2 separate regions of the Homo sapiens genome follow, and region 2 is linked to region 1. The links are chromatin loops, found by intact Hi-C in ENCODE. Cell type or tissue: B cell. All regions are shown on one strand. Region 1 overlaps BRD3 (bromodomain containing 3). Region 2 overlaps VAV2 (vav guanine nucleotide exchange factor 2).

Region 1 (5,000 bases):
CCAGTCTGCTGAAGCGCCCCGGGACAGGGCTGGGCCTGTAGAGCCGGGCCCTCCAGGCGGCCAGGCAGCTGCAGGAGAGCAGGTGCGCTGTGCATGGGGGGCTCACAGCACTGGGCAGATTCCCCTGGGGAGTAGGCGCCAGGGCTGGCCGTGCCTGCTTGGGTGGGGCCCACGATGCCCAGCTGCCCTCCCCAGGGCTCCTCCAGGGCTACAGGGGGCCCCCAACCCCCGACTTCTCCCCTGGCTCCATAGAAGGAAGCAGTTGGCTCCGTCTGTCACTGAAGGCAGCCCTGCCCTGACAGATCCAGTTTCCCGAGTCCTGGAGGGTGGCCGCTGGTCACCACGTGGGCTGGGGAGGCCCCTCTGGCCGCCTGGGGACAGGTGCTAGGTTGGCCGGGTTAGATGGGGCTGTGGGGGCAGCAGGCTGGGATCCCTTCTCACAGACTCAGCTCCCTCCTGCCACAGCCGATCACAGCACTGCTCCCAGCATTATCCCGAGAATTCTGGGGCTGTGGGGTGTTGGCGGTGAGTCTGGCATGGATGTCCAGCTTTGTTCAAGCTGGCTCTGGCCTTCTCTGCCTGGGCGACGTTGTGCCCCTTCACCTCTGAGCGTCCCCTCCACTTATGGAAGATGGGGCTCATCTGACCCCCACTGACGCAGGACAGAGTCCAGGAGACGGGCTGGAGTGCCCCAGTGGGGGCCATCCAGTCAGGGACACAGGTACAGAGGCCCAGAGCTATGGAAATTCCAGGGCTGGAGACCCATGGGGAATGGGGAGCCCCTGGGAAAGGCCTCCCCTAGCTTCCTCCAGCACCCCCACCCTTGGTTCCAGTGCTCCTGTCTCCCACCCTTTAGCTGGCAGGTCTGGTTGAGCCCCTGCAGAGCTATGTAGCCCTGCCCCTCCCTGCCACTGCTCCTCCAGACTCATGCTATAGCTGGAATGGCCTTGGTAAGCTGTCCTCCCAACCCTGCCTGTTTGCTGAAAGCTGGGACTCCCCATCCCTGGACCCCAAATAAGGACTTTTTGCTCTGGGCCCAGGCCAGGCTGGAGATGCCCCCATGGTCCAGCCGCTGCCCCTTGGCTGGTTTGCCCCAGGGTGTGGCATTGGAGGCAGCACCCCTCTGTCCTCCCTCTGTGGAGTGCCTGAAGGCTAGGCTGCTGTGCTGCCCAGGCGACATGCCTGCTCCTGCCCCTCTGGGTCTCTGCTCCCCAAGAGGGCCATGGAATGGCAGGAGGGGTCAGGGAGACTGCTACTGGCATTTCTGGGTGTTTTCTTTGGTGGCAACTGGACAGATTCCCATTCCCTCCCTGTTTGTCCACAGCCCTGAAACAGCCCTGGACTCAGCATCTTTTCTGATGAATTCTGGGCTGGGCCAGCCTAAAGGGGGCTGAATTTCTGCTTTTCATTCAGGTCCTCCTGTGCCCTATGGAGAGGAAGGCAGAGTCCAGGGACCTTGGGAAGGGTTCAGGGGGCCACCCACAGCTTCAGGGCCAGAGGTGGGCCTGCCTGGGGCCACACAGCAAGGGTGAGGATAGGTAGGATTCGGGCCACCTCACCAACATTCCTTCCATGTCCAGCACAGAGCCTCTCTTGGATGGGGCATGAGTGGGACCCAGGAAGGGGGCTAGTCAGTGTTAGGGGAGCCTGGCCACTGCCCTCTCCCCGCTGGCTACTTTGGAAATCTCCATGGCATTCCAGATCGTGTGTGTGTGTGTGTGTGTGTGTGTGTGTGTGTCAGGGTCTTGCTCTGACATCCAGGCTGGAGTGCAGCAGTGCGATCACAGCTGACTGTATCCTCAAACTCCCAGGCTCAAGTGATCCTCCCACCTCAGCCTCCTGAATAGCTGGGATTCTAGGTGCACCACCAGGCCTGGCTAATTTTTTTAAATTTTCGTAGAATCAGGGCCTTACTATGTTGCCCAGGCTGGTCTCGAACTCCTGGTTTCAGGGGATTCTCCTGCCCCTCCCAAGGTGCTGGGGTCACAGGCCTGAGTCACTGCGCATGGCCTGGGTCTTTCTTGAGGATTTCACCAGACCCACTCACTGCTGGGTTTTCGCTTGGCGTTCGAGGACTTTTGTGGTTTGTCTGAGTTTCCTCTCTGGGCAGTTTCGGATCCTCTTGTGTCTAAGGCAGGCTGCCTGCTCACTCCGACTTTTACCCGACTGGCAAGGGTGGCCTCTGCCTCTGTCTCTGCTGGGCCCGGCAGGCAGTGCCTGTGGGCTCTCTAGCATGGGCTTTGTGGGCAGCTGAGTGGGAGACCCGGGGAGGTGGACCCCAGGGAGGGTCTCTGAGCCTCCGCCCCCTCCTCTGGGAGACAGAGCTCCATCCCTGTCCTGCAGTGCCCAGGGGAGAGCAGCAGTGGCACATCTGGCTCCCCAGGCCTGTCCCCCAAGGACCCACCGCTTCCCTGCCATGGTCCCAGGGATGGAGTGCGTTTGCTGAGGACAAGGCTGCTGCTGCTGCTGCGACAGGCTGCTGATGGCCAGGCTGCCTTCCTGAGGGGGCCTTGCCCGCACAGCAAAGAGCCCCCTGGAGCGAGGTGGCTGCCAGCAGGCTGTGTGGGAGCCCCTTCACCACTGGAGGGCTGAGTGGTGAAATGAGTTCTTCCTGCACTGTACATGCTCACAGACCCTTCTCGGTTCACATTTTAGCAGACAGGCTTCCAGCCCCTCCAGTGTCCAGGGTCCCTGTGGTGTGGGGCCCCCCTGTTCCCCAAGAAAAGGAGCAAGGGTTTACCCCCAGGAGACCACACCCCCTTCTGCTGCACATTCCCGCAGGGCAGCTGCGAGGGGTGAAGGAGGGATTGCGGCACGAAGGTTTTGTGTGTCTCGTGTCTAGACTTTAAGGCACTGGGGTCTCTGGCACCGCTGCCTTCCTCCAGCCCGAGTCACTCCACCTGAGTCCATCTGCCCCACCCCTGCCCCACTTCCTCACAGGAGTCCCGTCGGCTTATTCCCCATCGCATGAAGGTGGAGAGTGGGTGCAAGGCAGAACCCTGGACCCCACAGTTGCTGTGAGGACGCAGGATGCAGAGTGTGTGTTGAGGAACGGGGTGCTGGGGGCCCGGGGAGAAGGGAGGTGCACCCTCTTCCCTCTGAGCAGCTTCCGCGGGCGGGGGCAGCTCTGGGCTGGCCCGTTTCTTCCAGACCCCACTCATTTTCACCCCCCACATTATCATGAAGCAGATTCCAGACACATTTCATTCATAGAACTTTCAGTCCAAATCTCTGAAAGATGAGGACTTTTGAAAGATTGTAACCACAACGCCACCATACCCCCAATACTAACTCTGGTTCCGGAAATACAGTCAGTGTTGAATCAGTGCCCCTTGGCTCCTCCAGCAGGCGCTGCCAGCACACCGGCCCAAGGCACAGCCTCCAGTGCCCAGCTTTGCTTCAGATCCAGTGCCACTGCCCCACCAGCTGTGGGGCCCAGGCCACCCCTTCCTGGACTATAAAATGGAGCCCTCTTCGGCCAGCCGCCCACCCTCCCTCTTGGTGACACAGTGGGCTGAGCGAGGGGATACTGGGTTTTTTCTTTTGCAGCAAAATCTGGCCCCCCTTTACAGCTGATACAAGGCTGTCTGTAGTTTGAACCTTTGTGTATCTCTGCAGAATACCGGGTTTGATTTGGGATGTCATCTCAGACCCTGGGGTAGGGGTGTGTGTAGGAGAGACACCTCTACCCCCCGGGAAAAGGCTTCCCTTGCTGGTTTGGCTTTCTGAAATCCAAAAAGTTGACAGTCACTACAGGAGTAGAGGCAGGTGACACGGAGTGGTCAGGCTCTGGCCTGGGGGGGACAGGGATGTAACAGGGGCTGGTCCCTGGTGTCCAGACGTGATCCTTCTGTTTACTTTGTTTCTGGGAGCTGGGAGAAGCGAAGGCCATGTTTGTTTTGGGCAGACATGTTCTGAATGTCCAACACTGCCAGCCACACTCCCAATGTTACCTCTGTTCGTCCACGTGGCACCCTGGAGTGATGCAAGGTCCTCCTCCCTTTGCTGCGGCCCCAGGGGACTTGGGATCTAGGGGCACCTCCTTTTCTCCCCAGCCAAGGGGGCCCATGGTCACACCCAGTTCTAGCCACTGGCTAGGACGTCCCGGCCCCCAGAATGTCCTTGCATGAGTGAAGCTGTGGCCTGCGGGAGGCATGACTCTCATGCCTGCGCATGGGCTGTGGTGGGAAGCACTCGGTAGACGACGGCCTTGCTAAGCTCTCAGCACAAACCATCTCTTCACAGCGAGGTCAGCTGGGGGTGGAGAGCCGGGCTGTGAATCCTGGTGTGCCGACACCGCGGGCGCTCCATGCCTCCCTCTCGCAGGGCCTCTGTGTCGGGTGTGCAGACCCCAGGGGGGCCCCTTACCGCCTTTCTGCATGGGCCTCTGTGTCTGGTGTGTGGACCCCGTGGGGGCCCTGCAATCAGCCCTTTCAGAGTCTCCACTGGACCTTGGGTTCTGGAGGGGCCTTGTGGCTGGCGGCTGGCCCTGCCCTGGGCTGCCTTTGTGTCCTTGCTGGCCGTTGAGGGTGGGGGAAGCAGGAGCGCCTCGTTCTTTAACTTCCCAGGGTCTTCTTGCTGTGTGGCCGCCTGCAGGTTGAGGAGCCTGGGACAGGAAGCCCAGGGTCTTGATCCTGGGCTGTGCCTCCACTGCCGACTGCTGAGTGCTTTGTGTCCCAAAGCCTTTGCGCTCAGGTGGCATTCCGGAGGTGAAGGAGGAAGGGGCCTCAGCTTAGTCGTCCGTACACGTGCGCAATTATTCTGACCTTGCAGGTTTGTTGTGGGGATTGTGGGGTCTCGGCATCGGTGAGCTGAAGGGCTCGTGGCCCTGGCCGACCACCTGTGCTGTTTGTGGTGTTTCTCCACTGTCTGCTCCCACCTCACCTCACCTCACCTCACCTGGCAGAGGAGCCACCGACGTCTGGGCCAGAGGGCTGAGGTGGGGTGAACATGGTGTGAAAGCACCACACTCTGCAACAGGGTGGCTGTCCTGCTTGTGC
Region 2 (5,000 bases), 110 kb after region 1:
CCATAGCGCGGGGGCCCTGGTGATGGCCTGGGAAGCCTCTCAGTGTTCATGATGACTGTCAAGTTAGACCAGTTTGTTTTTTTTTTTTTGAGACGGAGTTTTGCTCTTGTTGCCCAGGCTGGAGTGCAATGGCATGATCTCGGCTCACTGCAACCTCCACCTCCCGAGTTCAATCGATTCTTCTGCCTCAGCCTCCTGAGTAGCTGGGATTACAGGCATGCGCCACCACGCCTGGCTAATTTTGTATTTTTAGTAGAGACGAGGTTTCACCATGTTGGTCAGGATAGTCTCAAACTCCTGACCTCAGGTGATCCACCCGCCTTGGCCTCCCAAAGGGCCAGGATTATAGGCGTCAGCCACCGCGCCCAACGACAGACCAGTTTTAAAGCAGATACGGGCCTCCCTGAGTCTCGGTCTCCTCATCTGTAAAATGGGTGATAAGGGACCACCCCCGCCCCCTGCTAGAGTGGTTATTGGATCTGACCAGCTAATGGGTCCCTGGTGGGGTGGTGTGTAGAGTTGTGCAGGTGACATTGATGTGTGCAGGAATAAGGGGTCGAGGCCAGACCCTACCTTTCACCTGCTTGCTTGTTTTCGGAAGAGATGCTTCTGGAAGCGAGGTTGCCACCTAAGCAGCAGTGGCTGTCCTTGGGGGCCCCTGACGTCTTGGAAGGCATCGTGGACTCTCTGCTGCTTGAGGAGAAAGCAGGGCCCTTTGAGAGGTGTCAGCAGTCAGAGGACACCTAAGAGTGCTTCCTAGACATTCATTCATTTGTTCATTCATTAATTCATTGGTTCATTTGTTCGTCTACCAGATACTGAGCCCGTGTGATGGGCTAGGCATTGTCCAGGGCATTTGGGACCCAGAGGGAGCAAACGGCGTCAGCTCCTGTCTCCGTGAGCACCTGGCCAGCCTGTCACCCAGGGTCACCTGTTTATCTACCTGATGGGCCCCAAATTTGATCCATTCCATCAAGCTGCATCTGTTGAATAGTAATCAAGCTATTTTAAGTGGTTTTTGGAATGAGCATGGCATAAATAAAACAGGAAATTAATTTGTTTTCCCATTTTTTTATTGATCAAAGACATCCTCAGCTGCCAGTCAGAGCTTCTGATCAGCACGACGCAGCATTGTGGCCCCAGGGAGTCAGCACCACTCCAGCTGGAAGCAGAGCAGCCAGGCGTGCAATCGGTCTCTGCTAAGCGCAGTGTTAGTGACACTTGTTGAAGTATTTCAAGAAAACGCACTATGTCTATCTATGTCTGTGGGTACTTCCTGGAGCCTTTGCCGCAGGGCGTGGAGGCTGCACATGGAGACCCCCAGCTTGCTCAGAAAGACCCAGAGGCTTGAAAAGAGAGTGCCTGTTCTCCTGAGGCCCAGAAGCTGTGGTGCCCTGTTGCTTTCAGGGCTGTGGTGCCCAGGTTCCCTTTTGCAGCAAGGAGCACATGGGGTGGGGGTCTTCACCTCCCAGTTGCTGGGCTGCTCTGGCCATGAGCAGAGAGCCTGAGGCCAGGCCCCAGAAGTCCCTTGTCGGCCTGTGTCCCTCCCCCAGTCCCTGGCAGCTGCCTTGAGGAGCTCTGCTGCGAACTAAAGGCCAGCGGGGTGGCGGGCTAACAGCTCCAGGGTGGGACCATGGTGATGAAGGGCCCAGGTTCTCGTGCACTGTGGCTGCTCCTCAGCTCCAGCTAACTGTGGCACCCCAACCCCCCTGCCAGCTCTCCCAGTGACCAATGTCTCAGGGGACTTCTGGACTTCCCCAGTGAGATGGCCTCAGTACAGTCTCTTTGAGTGAGAGTCCCAGCATCGTGGGAGTCAGAGGGCAGGGTTCTCCTTGCCCATTTTACAGATTGAGAAACTGAGGTACAGAGAAGCTGTGTGGCTGTTGAGTGGGAGCAGGCCTGGGTTGTCCCCACCTGGAGCACCTGCTGTGGGGTCTGCACTGGAATGTGGTTGTGTGCAAGAGGCCAGGGGGAGGTAGGACTGTGCAGGACAGGAGTCGGTGGTTCAGGGATGCCAGCCAGAGACCTGGGAGGAGCCCTGCCTGTTGGTGACGATCTACATGGATGGGGAAGGTTGGGCCAGGCGATCTGGAGACCCCAGCTTGGGGCTTTCCCTGCAGGACCCCACCCCCAGCTGAGTGCCACTCCTGGGACTGAGGACACCCGGGCCCCTGACCTTCCTGGTGGGGCAGCCAAAGGGACTTTCCCGGGCATGGGCCTGCCAGAGGCTGGGGGCATCCTGAGAGGAACCGGGCCTGGGTTCAGATCGCGGGTCACCTGCCTTCTGGGGCCTCCATTTCCACATCTGACGGAGCAAATGTGGATGTGAAAGTGCTAGTGGGCTGTGAAATGGCGCATGCGTGCTAGTTAGTTATTATGTGCCGATCAATCAGGTCAGCCCCCTCCTCTCTGGCCCCATTCCTAAGCCTTGGTTTCTGTGGGTGGGGCCTGCCCCTCAAGCCCAAAGGCCGGGCTCCTACACTCAGTGCCTCCCCATCTCCTCTGAACAGACTGAGTTTTTGTCAAAGTACTGTTGTCATTTTAAAAAAGAAAAAATAATGGGATTTCCCTGCCCAGAAACCCATAGACAGGATAGCTTAGAGGCCAGCAGTCTGGCCTTGGGGGTCAAACCATCCCAGATCCATTGTTAGCTCAGTTACATCCTTGCTAGTGACCTTGGGCAGGCCAGCTGACCTCCTGAAACCTCAGTTTCCTCATCTGTAAATTAGGAATTGCTGCAGTGACTCAAGGGAGCTCTTAGCCCAGTGCCTGGCCTTCTGGAAAACCTGGCGGCCGTGGAGCGCCTATAATCACTGTGAGTCAGCGCACCGAGACGCGTAGCCAGTCTTGGCCGGAAGGGCCTGGAGCTCTGTGCCAGAGCCTCACTGTGCACATGAGGAGACTTGCCCGAGCTCTCCTGGGAGGAGGGAGCAGCGAGGGTCACCTCCCATAAAGGTCAGCCCGGCCCCACGCTCCTCCTGCATGGTCCAGCTGGGGCCCAGGAGTCAGCCCCTGAGACAGTGTGGCACCTGCCTTGACGACGCAGGCCTTGTGCTGCCGTCCTTGGCGAGACAGGACTTTCTTGCATCCCCTTAGGCGGGGGCCTGCTGCCCTTTTGCATCCCGGCCACTCCATTTGCCCCTGAATCCTGGGCCTACCCATGAGCTCACTGCTTGGAGCTTGGTTGTCTGTCTGTGCAGTGGGCCAGTGCACACCTCACAGGCTCTGCAGGTGGTGAGTGAGTTGGCTGTTGTGCACGTCAGCATCCTCCCTGCCTGTGGTCATTGTCAGGCTCTGCTATTACTCCATCACCATTGCCCAGGGGTCGATGGCCAAGCCACCTGTGTTCAAACTGCAGCTCCCCAGCTGAGGCCTGCTGGCTATGTGACTCAGGCAAGTGGATTTGCCTCCCCCGGCTTAGTTTCCCCTTTTGTACCCCTCTCAGGTCATGCCGGCTAGATGCCAGCTCTGGAGGGCGAGGCAGGCCTGTCCTGTTTCCCACTCCAGCACTGCCGGTGACCCGTTGCCAGTAAGGGGCAGTGGAAGGGCCCACATAGGCTGAAGGGCGCCCCTGCTCTCGGTGGGCTGCCGTGGGTTCTGCAGGGCAGAGAGGCCTGTCCCTGCCATTGTGTCCCCATCACAATAGATTGTTTCAGAGACCCTAAAGAGACGTGACTGTCCTGTGAGCATGTGAGCTTGGCCGGTGAAGCTTGCCATCCAGGATGCCCTCGGGCCTCACCTGTGGCTCAGACCTGGGCTCCTGGCTCTGGGGTCTTGGCTCTCCGGCCCTGCGCCGCCTCTCCTGTCTGTGACACCCCGCCCTGGCGCCTTGCAAGAGCTGAAGGACAGTGCAGCTGAACCTGGGGAGGTGGGCGACTGGGCATGGAGCCTGTGTCACCACACTAATCCGATTTCAGCCTGATTAGATCTGCGGCTGCCGATGAATGGGCCGGAGAGAAAGGGGCTGACGTTTCCAGGGCACACTACACGCTGCCTCTCATTGCAGCGCCAGAGCCTGGACAAGGGATTCTTGGGGCCCAGGGGCGGGAGCCCTCCCTGCAGTCTGGGGCTGTGGGGAGCAGGAGGTGGGGTAGCCCATGCCCCCTCAGAGTGCCCTAAACAAACACAGTGGGGACCCCATAGCCGCCAGCCTGGGGGAGAGGGCACTCAGCCCTGGGACCCTTGTCACAGGGCTTGTTTTCTGGGGACAGACCCTTGCTGTGGCCACTCAGCTGGACTTAAAGTCCAGGATGCTGGGGGAAGCAGTGGCTGCCTTTGTGGGGGGTCCCGAAGGCCAGGTTGGATCAATGAGAGAGAAGAATGCCGCTTGCTCCTGCAGCCACAGGTGACAGCTGAAGCCAGCCTTCATAGCTTGGGCGTGGACAGGGGACTTTTCACCTGGCGCTGACCACCATCTGGGCCTCCCTTTGCCACTGTCCCTCGGCCTGTGTCCTCAGTGGGCCCCTGTGGCCATGATGCACCTGCAGCAACCTCAGCCTTGGGTCCGGTCCCTGCCAACCGTCAGGGTCTCTGTCTAGAACCTGGACCTTGAGGCTCTGATTGGCTCCAGAGCGACCACAGACCTTGCAAACCAGGCCACTGAGGAAAGGGGTACAGGGATGGCAGGAGGGACCTGGTGCCTGCCCACACGCCCGTCCTCTCAGAGGGCCTTTGCCCTGGCCGATGTCGACATGGCTTCATTCTTGGCGCTGCCGCCCTCTGGTCAGGTGCCCACGTCCTTAACTCTCTGTGCCTCAGTTTCCCTTTGTGGAAAATGGGATGAACTGTAGAAAGCACAGGAAATGCTCCCTGAAGGGAGGCCGGGCCGTGTGTGGCCTCCCTCGAGGTGGAGCCTGACGTGGCCCCCAGGCTTTGTCCCGGTCTCTGCCATCCCCGTCCGTGCAGTCCCTGTCCCTGCCATCTGCATCAGCCTGTGTGGCTCAGTTTTGCAGAGACCACCCTGGGTTGGGCCCAGAGCTGCACCAGGAGGACTTCTTAAA

What was found. Hi-C counts contacts between places; a loop is a spot of excess contacts. Peaks named below come from ENCODE experiments on the same cell type or tissue, not always from the same donor. Only the 100,000 strongest peaks of a DNase experiment are listed, where the experiment ranks them.
Region 2: it touches region 1 in a loop (2.9-fold over the local background); 1 of 110 quality-filtered maps calls a loop at or near these places.

Annotation. Positions count from the first base shown.
Region 1 is chr9:134,057,326-134,062,325 of GRCh38, reverse strand. The region is part of intron 1 of BRD3 (bromodomain containing 3); the gene reads left to right. It overlaps LOC100130548 (a long non-coding RNA gene), which reads right to left. Exons shown (of 3, transcript NR_135126.1): 3 at 3,521-5,000. Among named protein-coding and RNA genes, the nearest start is that of BRD3, 8.2 kb to the left of the region's middle. RefSeq lists enhancers at 1,918-2,097, 2,118-2,167, 1,972-2,713. In B cell, CTCF peaks have their summits at 2,152 and 2,355; a DNase peak (open chromatin) is centred at 2,095; H3K4me3 peaks cover 517 bases; H3K27ac peaks cover 552 bases.
Region 2 is chr9:133,942,789-133,947,788 of GRCh38, reverse strand. All of the region lies in intron 1 of VAV2 (vav guanine nucleotide exchange factor 2), which reads left to right. Among named protein-coding and RNA genes, the nearest start is that of VAV2, 47 kb to the left of the region's middle. RefSeq lists enhancers at 1,740-1,849, 2,510-2,559, 2,599-3,452. In B cell, no CTCF peak of the experiment used is centred here; DNase peaks (open chromatin) are centred at 1,328, 1,718 and 2,308; H3K4me3 peaks cover 1,812 bases; H3K27ac peaks cover 3,357 bases.